3 separate regions of the Homo sapiens genome follow, and all the other regions are linked to region 3. Evidence: chromatin contacts called from ENCODE Hi-C or POLR2A ChIA-PET data. All regions are on one chromosome and are shown on one strand. Each heading gives the region's core, a stretch centred on a gene start or an enhancer-like site at or near the end of the contact. The rest is flanking DNA. Distances are from core to core; before and after follow the strand shown.

What was found. Hi-C counts contacts between places; a loop is a spot of excess contacts on that map. ChIA-PET counts read pairs that join two places held with the same protein, here RNA polymerase II (POLR2A). Pooled maps may share reads with other maps.
Region 1: a pooled map shows a loop between it and region 3 (7-fold over the local background). The contact joins two enhancer-like sites. A Hi-C loop is called at or near these places in 1 of 168 maps with a recorded cell type or tissue (vagina), 1 of 37 single-sample maps with no recorded cell type and 4 of 50 pooled maps. POLR2A ChIA-PET finds 5 or more read pairs at or near these places in 1 of 52 experiments (activated B cell).
Region 2: a loop to region 3 is called in a pooled map, with 4 times the contacts of the local background. The contact joins two enhancer-like sites. A Hi-C loop is called at or near these places in 1 of 37 single-sample maps with no recorded cell type and 8 of 50 pooled maps. POLR2A ChIA-PET finds 5 or more read pairs at or near these places in 7 of 52 experiments (B cell, CD4-positive, alpha-beta T cell, CD4-positive, alpha-beta memory T cell and 3 more).

The regions. Positions count from the first base shown.
Region 1 is chr16:50,587,494-50,591,268 of GRCh38, reverse strand. The region is part of intron 3 of NKD1 (NKD inhibitor of Wnt signaling pathway 1); the gene reads right to left. Among named protein-coding and RNA genes, the nearest start is that of NKD1-AS1, 24 kb to the left of the region's middle. RefSeq lists an enhancer at 2,577-3,162. Within about 2 kb of position 2,113, at least 9 of the 41 ENCODE cell types and tissues checked have a DNase peak (open chromatin) inside an H3K27ac peak, as active enhancers do.
Region 2 is chr16:50,663,693-50,667,069 of GRCh38, reverse strand. It overlaps a transcript of SNX20 not described here. Among named protein-coding and RNA genes, the nearest start is that of SNX20, 16 kb to the left of the region's middle. RefSeq lists enhancers at 1-288, 1,353-1,854 and a silencer at 1,428-1,517. Within about 2 kb of position 1,534, at least 21 of the 41 ENCODE cell types and tissues checked have a DNase peak (open chromatin) inside an H3K27ac peak, as active enhancers do.
Region 3 is chr16:50,283,161-50,286,893 of GRCh38, reverse strand. All of the region lies in intron 1 of ADCY7 (adenylate cyclase 7), which reads right to left. Among named protein-coding and RNA genes, the nearest start is that of MIR6771, 7.6 kb to the left of the region's middle. RefSeq lists an enhancer at 2,459-2,960. Within about 2 kb of position 2,278, at least 7 of the 41 ENCODE cell types and tissues checked have a DNase peak (open chromatin) inside an H3K27ac peak, as active enhancers do.

The DNA of each region.
Region 1 (3,775 bases), core at 864-3,363, 300 kb before region 3:
GAGAGAGAAGCGCAGCTCACAGGCTGAGGAACAAACGGCAAATATCTACCTGCATGGAACACCAGGAAGGACCCCATCAGCCTCAGCCTAACAGTCAGTACCTCAAAAAAGAATTATCAGGTTAATTTAAAAAGAGGCTTCATTCTGGCCGGGCACAGTGACTCACACCTGTAATACCAGCACTTTGGGAGGCTGAGGCAGGCAGATGACTTGAGGTCAGGAGTTCGAGACCAGCCTGGCCAACAAGGTTAAACTCCGTCTCTACTGAAAAAAAAAAATAGCTGGGCATGGTGGCAGGCACCTGTAATCCCAGCTACCAGCTACTCAGGAAGCTGAGGCAGAAGAATCACTTGAACCTTGGAGGTGGAGGTTGCAGTGAGCCGAGATTGTGCCACTGCACTCCAGCCTGGGCAACAAAGTGAGACTCCATCTCAACAACAACAACAACAAAAAAAAGGCTTAATGCTAATGGCCACAAACTCATAATGGCAGTAAAGGAGCAAACGGCATTGCCAGGTGGTGTGGGGCCCAGACCATGCCCCCACATGGCCTGAGGCTTGGGTCCTGGCTCTGTCACCTACAGGTTGTGTGATGCTGGGCAAACTAATAAACTTCTTTGTACCTTAGTTTCCTCCTCTGTATGATGGGCAAATAATAATATCTGCCTTGTGGAGTTGCTGGGAGCATTAAATTAGCTCACATTTGTAAAGCGCTTGGAAAACAATACCTAGTTCCTTAGAAGCACCATATAAATGCTTGTTAAATAAATAAAAATGAAGGTGAATATAAAGTACATAAAGACACACTTGTAATGTAAAAGAAGGATGACCATCTCAAGAAAAAGAAGGATGACTGTTTCTAAACATCTTTAGCATTCGTTGGTTTTAACATATAGGAGGGTGTGAACACATGTGGGGATTTTTTTCTTCCTCCATCAGGCATAGGCCAGACTTACATGAGGATCTGATGTGTTCTAATATTATTTGAACAAACACAAAAGTATCAGTATGGGGAGATGAGGTTAAGCCCAAGAGTTCTGGAAAAGGTTGGGCCTCCTCCAAAAATGGGAAAGCTGGATTGGCAGGAGAGGTCACCTATAGTATCAAGGTCAAAAGAGTGTTCAGGGCCAGGCACAGTGGCTCATTCCTGTAATCCCAGCACTTTGGGAGGCCAAGGCAGGAGGATCACTTGAGCCCAGGGGTTCAAGACCAGCCTGGGAATCATAGCAAGACCTGTCTACAAAAAATTTAAAAATTAGCCTGGCATGGTGGCATGCAACTGTAGTCCCAGCTACTCAGGAGGCTGAGGCAGGAGGATTGCTTGAGCTCAGGAATGGGAGGCTGCCGTCAGCTGGGATGGTGCCATTGCACTCCAGCCTGAACAACAGAGCAAGACCCTGTCTCAAAAAGAGAAAAGGAAAAAAAAGAGAAGAGAAAAGAGAGGAGAGGAGAGGAGAGGAGAGGAGAGGAGAGGAGAGGAGAGGAGAGGAGAGGAGAGGAGAGGAGAGAAGAGAAGAGAAGAGAAGAGAAGAGAAGAGAAGAGAAGAGAAGAGAAGAGAAGAGAAGAGAAGAGAAAAGAAAAGAAAGCATTCAGCAAAGGCCTCCAACATGATCCATTTGCCCGCTGCCTTTATAGGGGAGCGTGAACTACCCAGACTTGGGCCACCACCTCTGGAGGGATGAACCCTCGGGGCGGCTCCACTAATTACAGGTTGGAACTAGCAAGGCACAGCCCTGTCTTAATGGTGCCCCCGACCAGGCTGACTAGAGTGGGCTGCAAGTGCCAGCTGCCCAGAGCTTCCACCGTGCAGCACCTCAGGGCATGCTGGGCTATAGAAAAGCAAAACCAAACAAAACCCATGAGGAAGGCGTGGGCTTAAAAAGCTCTTTTTCACCACCAGTGAAGTTTAATGCTTAAAAAGGAAGTCAAGAAACTCGACTGGTGCTTGCGTCTGAGGGACTGGCGCGAGGAAACTCATTTCCGTATTCTCTCTACTTTCGTGTCTGTCTGAAATGTTCTATGAGAAATAGTATTAAAAAGGGGAACTTAGTCTAAAGAACAGGGGCTTGAGTTTAAACCATCTTGGGAGAAGCAGCCAGGCCCAAGGCTCACCAAGAGTCACCGCGCAACGAGGAAGATCTGAGTGCTGGGGTCGGAGAGGACATTAGGTTTCCTTTAGGCACAGTGAGGTCACAGCAAAATAGGAAGACCAAATGGTGTGCCGCACTGACCATGTGCCAGATGCCCTCCCAAGCGCCCCATGTTTATAACTCATTTAATCGTCACAACAACCATGAGGCAGACGTTGCTACTTCCCCATTCTACAAACAAGGAAACTGAGGCAGACAGTAGTTAAGAAATATGAGGCCAGGCATGGTGGCTCACGCCTGTAATCCCAGCACTTTGGGAGGCTGAGGCAGGTGGATCCCTTGACGTCAGGAGTTTGAGACCAGCCTGGCCAACATGGTGAAACCCCATCTCTACCAAAAATACAAAAATTAGCCGGGCATGATGGCGGGCGCTGGTAATCCCAGCTAATCGGGAAGCTGAGGTGGAAGAACTCTCTTGAACCCAGGAGGTGGAGGTTGCAGTGAACCGAGATCACACCACTGCTCTCCAACCTGGGCAACAGAGCAAGACTCTGTCAAAAAAAAAAAAAAAAAAAAAAAAGCAGAAGAAAAGAAAAGAAAAGAAACTTGAACAAGTAGCTAACAAGTGGCAGCACTGGGATTTCAACCCAGCCTACCTGGGCATGAGGCTGAGCTCTAGCCACCCTGCTGAGCTGCTGCTTCATTTCAGCCAAGAACAGATCTCAGCCCAGTGGGGTCAGATGCAGAAACAATGGCAAAACAATGGATTAAAGCTATAGCCTCAACAGCATAGCTTTGGCATGGGCTTATTTGCAAGGGCAGACAAGCTGATAACTACCGTTACCTGCTGTTAGGGTATGTGACCTGTCATTCTAAACTTGCAGTCTCAGTCCCAGTTATTTAAGTTAACTTGAAATCAGCATTTAAATCTTTAAGAAATACTGGTTCCTCTATTAGATATGTAAGTTGAATGAACTGAGCAATAAACAAAATACTGAAGGGTGTAAGTTTTCCTTTCCATGTATGAATGTGGCCTGGACATTAAGGAATCCCATCAGTACCAGGCCACCAGCCATTCCCGTTTCATTTGCTGTCCACCCAAATCAGCCACACCTGCCCTGAGGACATCTGCACTAGGGCAGTGATCCCCAACCTTTTTGGCACCAGGGACCGGTTTTATGGAAGACAATTTTTCCATGGATGGGGGCAAAGGGAGAGGGGTCGGCAGACGGTTTCGGGATGAAACTGTTCCACCTCAGATCATGAGGCATTTGATAGATTTCCATAAGGAGCACACAACCTGGATCCCTTGTATGCACAGTTCACGATAGGGTTTGCACTTCTGTGAGAATCTAATACCACTGCTGATTTTGACAGGAGGCAGAGCTCAGACGCTCACCTCCTGTAGTGCTGCCCAGTTCCTAATAGGCCACAGACCTGTACCCACCCTTGGCCCAGGGTTTGGGGATCCCTGCTCTAGGGAACTCTTTGGGATTCCATTTACTGATTCAACTCTGGACTTAGGTCCATGATACATCCCAGCTGTAGAAGCAGAGGGAAGTCCAGAGGTAAAGCATCTCTCCTTAGTGACCCACACCTTCTTTCAGATCCATCAAGATATATGCAAACTGCAGAGCAATTTTTCCATGTCAGACATAGAAGCCAGAGAACAAAAGTTACGTGGA
Region 2 (3,377 bases), core at 285-2,784, 380 kb before region 3:
ACAAAAACCCAGGTTAATCTGATGAGGAAGGAATTTATTATCTGTAAAGTCCAGGAGCAGGCTAGCTTTACACCAAGCAGGATCCAAGGACCCACACTTGTCACCTCATATCTCTCTCTCTCTCCCACTTTCGCTTTCTCTGTCTCTTCTTAGTTCTGCTTTCCTCCACTGTGCCTTCGCTCTCAGAGAGAGCTCTCCCCTGGCAGTGACAAGATGGCTGCAGCAGCTCCAGCAACCTCAGAGGACTCCCCCATCCAGGGTCCTTGTGAGCTCCTCATCTGTAGGATGTGCAGTAAACACTCACGTGTCCTTTCCTGAGGAGCCCAGTGGCTGGGGTGGGGGCTGAGGGGCAGCCCCTATGCCCTCACAGTGCAGCAACCTTGGTTAGCTCACCCATCAGGGCAGACTTGGGCAGAAATCATGTCTTGGCATATTGTTTTGTAATCTGCTTTTTAAATTGTCACTATATATTATGAGCATTTCCCTATAATATACAATATTCTTCCACATTATGTTTAATGGTTTCATTGTATTCTAATGCATATTCTATAGTTATTTTAACCACCCCACAATGTTGCAAAATGTCCTTATTTGGGACAACACTGCTGCAAACACTTTGACCCATATGTCCTTTTTGTGTGCACTCTTATGGCAACTTCTAACGGTGGCATTTCTGAATCATAGACACTTTTTTGACTTCTACATATTTTATTTTTTTAGTTGACAAAAACTGTATTTATGAATCATAAACACTTAATGATTTTGCTATTACTTAATTTTTCTTTCTTCAGAAAGGCTGTATTCACTCCTCCCCCAGCTAAGTGTGAGAGAGGCCCTTGAACTTTGCATAACAGTGGCTGTCGGCATTTTAAATTTTTTTTTTTTTAGATGGAGTCTTGCTCTGTGGCCAGGCTGGAGTGCGGTGGCACGATCTTGGCTCACTGCAACTTCTGCCTCCTGGGTTCAACTGATTCTCCTGCCTCAGCCTCCCAAGCAGCTGAGATTACAGGCGCCCGCCACCACGCCTGGCTAATTTTTGTATTTTTAGTAGAGACAGGGGTTTTACCATGTTGGCCAGGCTGGTCTCGAACTCCTGACATTGTGATCCACTCACCTCGGCCTCCCAAAGTGATGGGATTACAGCTATGAGCCACCGCTCCTGGCCTTTAAACTATTTTTTTCTTTTTGAGACAGAGTCTCGTTCTTGTCTCCCAGCCTGGAGTGCAGTGGCGTGATATAGGCTCACTGCAAACTCCGCCTCCTGGGTTCAAGCGATTCTCCTGTCTCAGCCTCCTGAGTAGCTGGGATTACAGGCGCCCGCCACCACGCCCGGCTAATTTTTGTACTTTTTTTAGTAGAGACGGGGTTTCGCCATGTTGGCCAGGCTGGTCTCGAATTCCTGACCTCAGGTGATCTAAGCTATTTTTACTGGTTTAATCTTATTCCCTTTCCACGGGGCAGGTCTGGAGAGACCGAGAGGATCTGATCCTGCAATTTAAAAAGTAGACAGCAGATGGCGCTGCCGCCTCGGCGGCTCCGAACGCATCGCCGCGGTGCGGGCGGAAAAAGCTGAAACAGCTGGGAAACCGAAACTTTCTCCAGGCTTCTGAAAGCCCTTAGACGGGATTTGAAATCATGCTGGAAAGAGCTTTGCTGCCTCTATAACCTCTCCCCAGCAAGTGTTTTGATGGGGGGTCCCCGGGCGACCTCCACTTGGGGTTTGGGACCTCACTCCCTTTCTGCCCCTCCATCCTCTTCCCTCAGCCCAGAAGCCCCAAAAGGCGGAGGCCACCGCCCTCCACTTCCCGCAAGCGGAATCCGCAGGGTTTCACAAGAGAGGGCGCTGCAAATAGCCAGTATCAGCGCCCCCAGGAGCAGGATCGGCCATGGCTTCCGAGAACGGGCCTAACTGCGCCTCTCTCGGTCTGGGGGGAGAGGCCCTTCCCCAGTAAGGCCCGCGCCACGTCGCTTTCCAGGGGGAGAGATTGAATAACCTGCTCCTCCCAGATCCCATCTCCCACCTTTTCAGGACCCAGATGGCGTGGGGGACTCCCCACCCATCTGCCTACTGAACTGGGGGAGTGAGAAGAGGACTCCCAGAGGACACCACTAGTGACCTTTTAATTCACCAGTAGACACACAAGGCTATAGAGACTGTGAGTAATGTGGGTTGGATAAATAAGTATAAGAAAGGAAAATGGAAGGAGGCTGGGAGGAAAAGAAAAGAGAAATGACGTTCCCTGCTTGTTAGAGTATAAATGGTACAACCACTTAAGAAAACCATTTGGCACCATTCCTCAAAGCTGAACGTAAACTGTCCTGTAAGTACCCAGCAATGCCGCCCTTAGGAATATACCCTATAGACAGATAGGCAAGCATGCTCACCAAAAGACATGTACCACAACTGCACAGCAGGAACAGCTCCTGATACTGTCCCCCAGCTGGAAACAACCCAAGTGTCTGCGAACCATAAAACAGAGAAGGGACTTGGGGTATTCTTATGTGGAACATGAGGCAGTTATGAAACAAGCTATGCTTGGACACAAGGAAGTGGATGAACCTCACAAGAGACTGCATGAAAGAAGCCAGACACAGACGGATGCAGCCTGTGTGGTTCCATTTCCTGAAGGCCAAGGGCAGGTCGGACTCAACCAGAGGGCTGAAGCATGCTTGCTTAGATGGCAAAACTCCTGTACTAGGGTTCTCCGGAGAAAAAGAACCAAGAGCAGAGATAGATATGGATATGGACATATAGTATATGTCTATATATTTGCATATAATGAGATTTAGTATAAGCGATGAGCTCCTAGAATTATGGCGGCTGAGAAGTCCCAGCATCTGCCATCTGCAAGCTGGAGACCCAGGAAGGCCGGTGGTGCAGTTTGAAGGCCTGAGAGCCAGCGAGCTGACAGTGTAGACTCTAGTCCAGGTCTGCAGGCCTGGGAACCAAGAATGCTAAGAGCAGGAGATCCAGGCTCCAGCTTGGCGATCAGAGAGGAGGCAAATCCAACGGTCCTCTGCCTTTTTTGTTCCGAACAGGCCTTCAGTGAGTTGGAAGATGCCCGTTCACATGGGGGAAGACCGTCTGTCACACTCAGGGCATCAACTCCAATGCTAATCTATCCTAGCAGACATACCCAGAAATAATGTTTAAGCAGACATCCGGGCATCCCATGGCCCGGTTAAGCTGACATAAAATTAACCATCACAACTCCTGAAATTAAAAAAAGCAGAAAGGGTTACTATAAAAGTTGAGATGGTGGTTATCACTTCGAGGGGGTGAGGAGGTTTTGACTGGGATGGGGACAGTGAGGAGTCTCAGTTCTTACTCTAGGGTGATGGTTGTAAAAGTATTTGCTTAGTAATAATTTGTTAAG
Region 3 (3,733 bases), core at 1,029-3,528:
AAAGGTCTCTGATCCATTTCGATTCACTCTGGGTATGGTGTGAGGTAGGGATCAAGGTTCACTTCTTTTTTCCATATGGATATTGAATTATCCCAGCAGTGTTCAGTGAACCGGCCATCCTCTCTCTGAATTTCAGTGGAGCCACCTCTGTCATAAGTCAGGTGATCACACACAGATGGTGTCTGTTTCCAGGCTCTGCTCTGTCCCCATGGTCCTGGTGCAATCACCACATTCACTTCATTTTCCAGTGAGTCTCATGCCTCCAGGCACAGAGGGTTCCAAGCTGTGATCCTAGGAGCCCTGAGATTTGGGGACATGCATCAGGCCCCCAATGGGAAGGGAAGGTGGGGGGGCATAGGCTCAGGCCCCCATGCCTGCTTCAGCCAGGGTAGCCCCCTGCATCTGTGTTACAGTAAGCTCCACATAAAACTGCATTTTCTTTCTCTCTTTTTTTTTTTTTTTTTGAGATGGGGTCTCACTCTGTCACCCAGGCTGGAGTGAAGTGGTGTGATCATAGCCCGCTGCAGCCTCAACCTCCCAGGGCTCAGGCAATCCTCCCACCTCAGACTCCTGCGTAGCTGGGACCTCAGCTATGCAGGAGGCTAAGGTGGGAGAATTACCTGAGCCTGGGGAGACTTAGGCTGCAGTAGGCCATGTATTTTTTGTAGAGATGGGGTTTTGCCATGTTGCCCAGGCTAGTCTTGAACTCCTAAGCTCAAGCAATCTACCCTCCTCAGCCTCCGAAGTGTTAAGCTTTCAGGCACTGTACCCAGCAAAAATCTTGTTTATTTTTTTAAATAGCCCACTGATACAAATTTCAGATGTCTGCAAGCCGTGCTTCACAGAAAAGGGAGCTGAGTCTCAGAGAGGGACACAGTGGCCCCTTTGTGACAACACTGTGAGCTGACCCCACACTTGCCATGCTCAGCCCATATGGGTTCCTTCTTTCCCCAGCACCATTCATTCCTTAGCATATTCATTGATTCCAAAAAGGCTTGTGAATCACACCTACGCCTGCCAGCCCTTATATCTCCTGTGTGCTAGTCTGGGCTCTCTCTCCCCAGGGATCCCCATCAGTCTCCAAAGGTAGGAAAATTACCAAAATTGTGCAATCCCTCACACAGCAATGGGGACTTGGGGACAGCTGCCATATTCCCAGCAGGAACCTTGCATGAAGGGGGCAACCCTGGACCAAGAGTCCACGCCCCCAGTGTCCTCCAGGCCTGCCTCAGATTGGAACCAGGACAGGGCCAGAGGCAGAGGGCAGGGAGGCTGTGAGACACGGGACAGCTCAGAGCAGTCACAGGGCACAAATGGCCAGCCGCCAGCAGAAGCTTCAAAGGACAGCTGGTCCAGCGGAGGGAAGATGGCCAGGTGAGCCCCCAGCCCCCAAAGGCAAAAAGCAGGATATCCAGGGTCCCCAAGTCCCCAACCAGCACCTGCTAGTATGAGATCCCTGGGGCCACCTCAATTCCAGGAGCCACCTCAGGCTCTATTTCCTCTGGAAGTTCCTATTCCATCACCACACACCAGGAACAAAATGGTAAAACCACATATTTGGGGAAGGAGGAAGGGGTCATTTGCTGGGGGCCCCATCCCCTTCAGTGCCTGGGCAGGTGTCTACAGGCCTTGGCACCTGTTCAACGAGGGGCAACCCTTCAGGGATGTGGCCAAGAGCTGTCAAAGTGCCCAAAGTGCTCAGACAGGCTACAAATCTGATTTCTACGTGAAATGATGATTTTTAAATGTTGGCAGCTGATTTCAAATTTTTCAATATTTGCAGCCCACTAGTTTACAACCTCTAAATCTAAACTAATCAGTCTGTATTCCACAAGAGGCATTTACTGTGTGCTAACCATATACATCCAACCCTGTGCTGTGGGGGTTGCCAAACAAGATAAGGTCCCTGCCTGAGATACATTCAATTCAGCACCCCCCACCCCAAAATAGCCCTTTGCAGTAATAACAGCAGCAGTTCCTGTCACCCCCGGCACCTGCACACACATTCACTCTCATCTTCACAACCGGCAAAGGCCAAGGTGGCACCACCGTCTCACAGATGCAGAACTGAGCCCAGAGAGGCAGAGTGGTTGCCTAAGATCACACTGCTGGAGCTGGTGGACAGATAGGCTGGGATGCAAACCCAGGTCTGCCAGCTCCCAAACCAGGGCTCCTCAGCCCAGGCTTGCCCACTGACATCCCGGGGGACTGAGCCAGATGCCACAGCACACAAACAGCAAACCCACCTGACCCCTGGCCTGCTGCCAAACACCAGTGCACCAGGACAGCCAGGCTGAGAAGCTCCAAACACCAGAGGGCTGAGGCCACTCCCCACAACTGCTCCATCTCCCAGGCAAAGCCCCCAGACCAGAGCTGAGGCGGCCAGACACGTGCATGAAAGTGCAAGTGTGAGAGTGTGTGGACACACCCGCTCCAGGCACACAAAGCCAGGCTGGGCCACCACGAGGAAAGGGAGGAACCAGCTGAGAGAGTCCCAAGGGCCCGTGGGAACACAGGCCTGGTAAACACGCCTCTCAAGGAACTCATTAGGCCACTTTCTGGGCAACGGCAGGCAGGCGCAGGTGGACAGTGGACAACATGGGCACAAGGACTTCAGCCCATCCAGGGACCTTGGCCAGCTCCTGGAACAAGCCGGGCACCGTGAGGCCTGGGGGGAATGAACTCACTGATCACATCTCCAGAGGGGGCCCAGGAACCCACCACCAGTGGCATGTCCCCAGGCCAGCTCCTCCCTAGGAGCCACCCCGCCAAAGCCAGACCCAGAGGCACCCCCTGCCCGGGAAGTTTTCAAGGCCTCCTGTCCAATCACCAGTTCTTCCACCAGCCCTCGACTCAGTTGGCAACAGGGAGGGCCTCCCCACAAGGCCCTGGATAAAGGAATCCTTCTGCCATGTCTGAGACACATCCAATCCAGGGCTCCCGGATTGAATGACCCTGCTGTTAGCTTGCACACCTCCATGACGGGGGGGCTCACCACCTCTCAGGGCAGTCTCCTCCATCACTGGGCACTTTTTCTGGCCCTGAGTCCTCCCTTAGCTCAAGGCAAGCCCTGCCTCCCTGTCACTCCCTCACCCACACCGCATGGGTCCTGTCTGAACTCCAAAGCCACCAAGAGCAGAGGTATCACGTCCCCTCTTCCTGAGGAGACTGCAGTCCCAGGGGGTCCCTTACTTACTCTCACCTCACGACCACCCCAGTGGTAGAGCAGGGTGAGCAGCCCCATTTTAAAGAAGAGGGGACTCCCCTGTGGGGAAGGTGTCCACATGGGAGGAGGGTATTTCATGCTTCTGCTGTGCAATGTCCCTTCTCCCGACCCTCAGTACCCTGGTTCATGGGCCACATGACCCCAGTGTGGCCAATCAGCAAAGTCCCTCTCAAGCCCTAATGCCACAGGCCTGGGAAGTGAAGGCTCTCTTTGGACTTCTGCTGACCCAGGGAAAGAGGCGTTCTCTTTTGTCGGTGACCTGACACTGTCAGCAGACACCCGAGCCACCACAAGGAGAGAGCCCACCTGAAACTGACACCAACATGGAGAACTGGCACAAGACAGGGGCCTGGCAACACCTCCTGGGGTCACAGGAGCCAGCTGTGCCTGAAGCTTACGCAACCTCTAGATATTTAACCACATGGGACAAGCAATGCCCCTTTCAGCTTCAGCCAGTTTGAGCTTCTGTCACTCGCAACCAAGAGTCTCAAAGTCCACATCAGGCTT